2 separate regions of the Homo sapiens genome follow, and region 2 is linked to region 1. The links are chromatin loops, found by intact Hi-C in ENCODE. Cell type or tissue: dorsolateral prefrontal cortex. All regions are shown on one strand. Links, peaks and the distances in the headings refer to the core of each region. The heading gives the core; the rest is flanking DNA. Region 1 overlaps CALN1 (calneuron 1). Region 2 overlaps CALN1 (calneuron 1).

The links. A loop is a pair of places that touch in the nucleus more often than their neighbours do. Peaks named below come from ENCODE experiments on the same cell type or tissue, not always from the same donor. Only the 100,000 strongest peaks of a DNase experiment are listed, where the experiment ranks them.
Region 2: a loop joins it to region 1, with 2.3 times the contacts of the local background. A loop is called at or near these places in 2 of 110 quality-filtered maps.

What each region holds. Positions count from the first base shown.
Region 1 is chr7:72,151,352-72,154,259 of GRCh38, reverse strand. All of the region lies in intron 3 of CALN1 (calneuron 1), which reads left to right. Among named protein-coding and RNA genes, the nearest start is that of CALN1, 260 kb to the left of the region's middle. In dorsolateral prefrontal cortex, for the core only: no CTCF peak of the experiment used is centred there; a DNase peak (open chromatin) is centred at 1,269; H3K4me3 peaks cover 753 bases; H3K27ac peaks cover 2,500 bases.
Region 2 is chr7:72,332,965-72,335,872 of GRCh38, reverse strand. The region is part of intron 2 of CALN1 (calneuron 1); the gene reads left to right. Among named protein-coding and RNA genes, the nearest start is that of CALN1, 78 kb to the left of the region's middle. In dorsolateral prefrontal cortex, for the core only: a CTCF peak has its summit at 1,603 (motif pointing right); a DNase peak (open chromatin) is centred at 284; H3K4me3 peaks cover 352 bases; H3K27me3 peaks cover 467 bases.

The sequences.
Region 1 (2,908 bases), core at 129-2,628:
TCCCGTAGTATGCCCCTATTTTTTTTTTTTTAATTTTACTTCCCTCCTTAGTTAAAAGAAGCAGTTTGTCTGGCCCTAGGTCATTATTTTATCTTTCTAGGAGTTGAAGCCATTTCTATTTTCCCAATCCCAGCCTTCTGTGATCTAGCCTGAGGCTTTCCTGGTAAAAGGGATGCTTCCAACACCATTGCAGGGACATCTCATCATGAGATCCAGTCTTGGAGACCTCCCTCCTAGTGTCCAATTCACAGAGAAGTTACTCTGGGCCAGTGTCCACTCCACTGCCCCGAAATGCGAATTGTTAGTGGTTCAGGCTGCCTTGGAAAAATGAAAGTCTCATGTCAAGAGCACTGGGCACATTTAAAAATCATTCTAACCACCAAAGCCCAGGTTAGCCAGGACCAGCTCCCAGGCTGATACTAGGCAGAGTGCTTCAAAGCATCCTTCAAGTGCCCAGTGGCAGAAACTACCCAGTGGATGTCCTGCGATGAAAGGCCAGGGCACCATACAGACCTCCCCTTACTCAGAGAGGGCCTTTTTCTAACAACTTTCTTTTTCTTTTTTCTTTTTATTTTTTTAGAGACAGGTTCTCACTCTGTTGGCCAGACTAGGGTGCAGTGACGAATCATGGCTCACTGCAGCCTTGAACTCCGGCTCAAGTGATCCTTCTGCTTCAGCCTCCCGAGTAGCTGGGACTGTAGGCACATACCACCATCCTTGGCTATTTTTTTTTTTTTTAATTTTGTAGAGACAAGGTCTCGTTATATTACCCAGGCTGGACTTGAACTCCTTGCCTCAAGCAGTCCTCCCACCTCGACCTCCCAAAGTGCTGGGATTACAGGAGTGAGCCAATGCACCTGGCTGACAACTTTCCAGAAATCCAGTACTGGCAGCAGGTAGACAATTTCTGACCAAGATCCTGCCACCACGTCTGCCCTAGAGGTTCCCCAAGGGCAGAGAGAGGCAGGATCTCTCCTACTGGAACAGTGGGCATATTTTTTGGTGGAGCAGCCCACGCGTAGGTGTGATCTTGCTGTAATAATGTCCCCTGGCAGGTAAGATTGCTGCAGCCAAGGGGTGTTAGAGGAAGATCCTTAAATACTCTTCTTGGAACAGAATTTGGGTCTCTAAGCAAGAAGTGCCAGTCTTAACATTCACTGTTTGTGACTGATTTATAGGAAAAGTGGCTTGATTCTGGTAGCCGGGGGAGCCCAGTGTGAACACTGAGGTTCTAGCCTGTTCTAGTGGTTGCTTTGATTGATACTCAGCCATGAAAGGGACATAGCTCAGATACTGACAAAACAGCTTTGTATTTGAGTGTGTTTGTCCAACTGGCAAGGAACAGTCTGGGGACAAACAGTGCCTTATTTGGAGTTGTTTATTCTTCTCCCCCATGGAGTGACCTCAGATAACCTTTCCCAGCTTGGAAAGACCTGAATCAGATTTTGTACAGCCTAGAGGAACAAGTCTGTAGCCTGGGGAATGCTTCCTGTCACGTTTAGAACCTAAGAAAAACTAGGAAAAACTCTAATCCTCTCTGGTGCCTCTCTCTCGGCTGGTAGCTGGGAATTGAAGTCTGAGGACCTGAATTTTCCTGGAGGGCAATGTGCACCAGCTTTGGCCGGGAAACATCTCAAGTTTCTGCTTCTAGGACCATAACCATGGATTCCTCAGTGTTGTTCCTATTGCTGGGCTTGTGGACTGCTGAGACCTGTGGTTCCTGGCAGGTAGATAGGTTGTATCAAACTGGTCACTAGTCATCAGATGCTAATGGACTGAAGAAGCCCTAGAAAGATCTCTTTCATGTGTTGCTCTCTCGCACCATGCAAACTCCAGCTATGTGAAGATCGTAGCTCTCTAGGGCTCTCACAGGAAATCAGACACCAACAGAAATGGGTGCAGATGTGAGAGGGAAGGCCTTGAAGCCACAGTCATCTTGGCATAAACAGAACATCCTGTTTTGTTTTGTTTTCACAGAGAACCCTGGTCTCCCCATAGGGGAGGCAGAGACCTATGAAATCTCTTCATAGCTTTGGGTTTGGAAAGAATGTATAGACCAGGGATGGCGGCTCACACCTGTAATCCCAGCACTTTGGGAGGCCAAGGCAGGCGTCTCACTTGAGGTCAGGCATTCAAGACCAGCCTGGCCAACATGGTGAAACCCCATCTCTACTAAAATACAAAACTTAGCTGGGCAGTAGTGGGTGCCTGTAATCCAAGCTACCTGGGAGGCTGAGGCAGGAGAATCACTTGAACTCAGGAGATGGAGGTTACAGTGAGCCGAAATCACGCCACTGCACTCCAGCCTGGGCGACAGAGCGAGATTCTGTCTTGAAAAAAAAAAAAAAAGAAAAGAATAAAAATAAAAATAAAAAATAAAAATAGCCAGGTGTGGTGATATGCACCTGTAGTCCCAGCTACTCGGGAGGCTGAGATCAAAGGATCTCTTGAGCTCAGGAGTTCAAGGCTGCAGTGAGCTATGACTGTGCTACTGAACTCCAGCCTACACCATGGAGTGAGACCCTGTCTCTAACAACAACAACAACAACAAAAACGATATCTGCTGGGCAGGCACATGGGTGGAAGGTAGCTGGTTAGTCTTGCAGGCACATTCAGAACGTTCCCTGGCTGAGAGCAGGATGTGGGAGAAGGTAGCGCATTGGAAAGGGTCCCCCAAGTGGGAGGCAGCACTGATGATAGACTCCTGAATGTGACGTGTGGGTCTATTACGGGGTTGAATTGTGTCCTCCCAAAAAATAATATGTTGGCGCCCCAACCCTCAAGTACATCAGAATGTGGCCTCATTTAGAGATAGGATCTTTACTGAGATAATCGAGGTAAAATGAGACTATTAGGATGGCTCTAGTCTAATACTAGTGTCCTTATAAAAGGGGAAATTGGGACAGAG
Region 2 (2,908 bases), core at 114-2,613, 180 kb before region 1:
GCGAGGGCGAGCGGGGGACGCCCCATCCAGACGGGCTGGGGGTACAGAGCGTGCACCGAGGGGATCGGCTTGCGTCTTAGCCTTGGGCCACGTGCGCCCGGGCCACCAGCCCACCATCGTTTCCCACTGCTCTTTTTTCTTGGACGAGGCTTGTGTGAGGAAGGCGCCTTTCTTCCATTTGGGTCGAAGCCCGTAGCTCCTGGGTGAAGCGGTGCCTGCAGTTCCCTGAGTGCCAAGACTGGGGCGCCAGCCATCCCCAGGCCCTGAGCCGGTTTTCTGCAAAAAAGGAGACTTTTTTGGGCTCAGGGAATAGCAGCTTAGCGCCGGCTGTGTGTGGCTGGGAAGTCTGTTTAGTGGTGATAATAACTACATTCTAGAGTGACCCACAGTAGCCTCTGCGACAGAGTTGGGATGACCTTCTCAGAAAGAATGGGTAGATTTCTGCGCTGTGTGTGTTGAGACACACGCAACATTCGTGCACATAGAACTCATGAGCTCCTAGCATTTTCAGGTTCTGCTTCTTTAACTGATGACTTTTGCTCAAAAAGGGAAATTATTTTTCAATTCGGGCATCAGAGCTTTGGAAAGGAATTTAAAGCCATTTGGTGTGAAATTGTCTTGAGGCTAGAACAGGACGTGTTTTTCATAGAAGCCCCATTCCAGCTCTCCTTCTTGGCTTGTTCGTGGTTTTATTTCATTTTTTGTGGGGTGGGAGGAGGTGTTGGAAGAAGAATGTGGAGTTTTGATTTTTATCTGCTACCTGTACTCATGTCCAGGTGTCACCTCAGACCTCTCGGCCTTGTGGTTCTGTCACCACGCCCAGTTTAGGATTCATTCCAGGGCTCCAGGAACTGCATAACTTTGCTAGTTCCCCCGGCAGTTGGTGGGGTCTTCTACCAAAGCCCCAAGGATGCCCTGAGCTGTGTTTCCAGAGTAGCCTGCCCTGGTGGAAGACCAGTGGAATGGCTCTGTTTGTTGAGTTCACTGCAGACGTGTGGGTTTTTCATGGCAATAGCTGCATGAAGCTGTTTACTGAGAAGCTGTTCTACAATGGTGAAGTTGGTTACTGGGTGTATCCAAGTGGAGTAATGAAAACAAAACTCTTTGGAAATCCAATCCTCACGATATTTTATTGGAGGAGAGCTAAATCCTCTTAGAATTGTTCACCAAGATGTCACCTTTCCCTGAACTCTGAAAGCAACTATTGCCAGTAATCAGGCCTTCGGCTAGGGTGCAGGATAAGGGCTTTTTAGAACGAAAATAATTTAATTCAGCTGCTTCTGTTGAGAAACGATGGGCAAGACTTGATTGACACACATGATGCCCTTTCCTCTGTAAGGGGAGGGGGGGTACAGGTTGAGGGGTGGATGACAACTGTTCATTGTTGAGTTTTACATTTATCTCTCCAGTGGGTAGCTTCTGATCCGTTCATAAATATTGGGCAGGGCTGGGGTCGCATTTAGAAATTTCTTTTTCATAGAAACTGGTCTCTTGAGGGTCACCAGCCAGGGTGGGATATCTGTGGCTGGTCCTTCCTTCTGTTGTGGTGTGTGCAGTGGTGTCTTTTACCACATTCTTGTATTGACCACCTATGCAGTGTTTGCTGGTTGTCAGAAGGGGGCACTGGTTCTCATTACGAGAGAAATTCCAATTGATAGACTTTGGACGTTTAAAGCCTTCGGAGACCCTCTTAATTCAGATTTCTGAGACCCTACTTGTGTGCCAGACCCTTTCACACCTTTGAGCTCATGTCATCCTCATTCTTCGTGTTTGGAAACTGATGCAAAGGGAAGTGAAATCACTTTTCCTGGGGCTGTGAAGCTTGCAGGTCAGAAGCAGAGTTACGGTTTGAGGCTAACAGGCTGGGTTTCGATCCTATGTGCGGGGCACTTTCCACATTGCTTCCTTAGGAAAAGTATTTTGGGAACCTTTGACCTGCAGTAACTTGTTTAGAGTCAGACACAGAGTGGGTGCCCTATATTCGTTGAGTGAATCTAGGTCAGCAGCTCATTCCTCATTCCTGGTGAGGAAACTGAGGCACAGGAGGAGCTGTGTCTGTGCAGTTGGTCTGGGGTGGAAGGAGAATCCCACAGCAAAACCCTTTCTTTGTCACGTGTGCCTGTACTGGTTTGAGCCCAGACTGGTTTGATGATTGATGGTAAGCTTTTTTTTTTTTTTTTTCTGCATATTCCCTTTCTGTACCCATGTTGGTATAGGTTCACTTGGGACTTCAGCTGGTGTAGTCAGAGTGTCTGAAATGTCCTTTCACGATTGAGAACCATTAAGCAGTGCAACCAGCAACAGCCTCTGATGCTCGTTAAAACAGTGTGAGTTCTGACTCTTAAGCTATGAAACCATCCTTCAAGATTAGCAGAACATTGGCAGATTTCTCAGAACGCTCAATTTGAGGATAATTCCAAATGTGGTTCGGAAGGAGGAAAAGGAAAACACCATTGTTGCATCCAACCTGGGGTTTTTCAATGTGAATTAAGTTTTTAATCATTTAACATTCAACAAACATTTATTCAGTGCCTATTATGTGGTATGGATAGATAGATGAAGTTGACACAGTGCCTGTCATCAAAAAATTCACAGATTAGTGGGGAGGCCAGACCATGTGTTAGGGTTGAACATTTGTGAACAGAGATGGATGGTAGCTAGGCAAGGGTGGAGGTGATGTCTGAGCTGAGTTTAAAGGATGATTAGGACGTGGTTAGCTTTTCATGGGTATTCTGGTGCAGAGGAAAGGGTGGGAAAGTCTGAGAAATTAGAACACGTGGAGAATATGAGGAAGCAGCTGGTAGTTTGGAGTTCTTGGTGCTTAAAGGTTGAGACAGGGAGGTACAAAAGAAGTGACCAGAATGATAGATGGTGGGGGCCTTTAGTCAGGACCCAGGGACTCAGCATT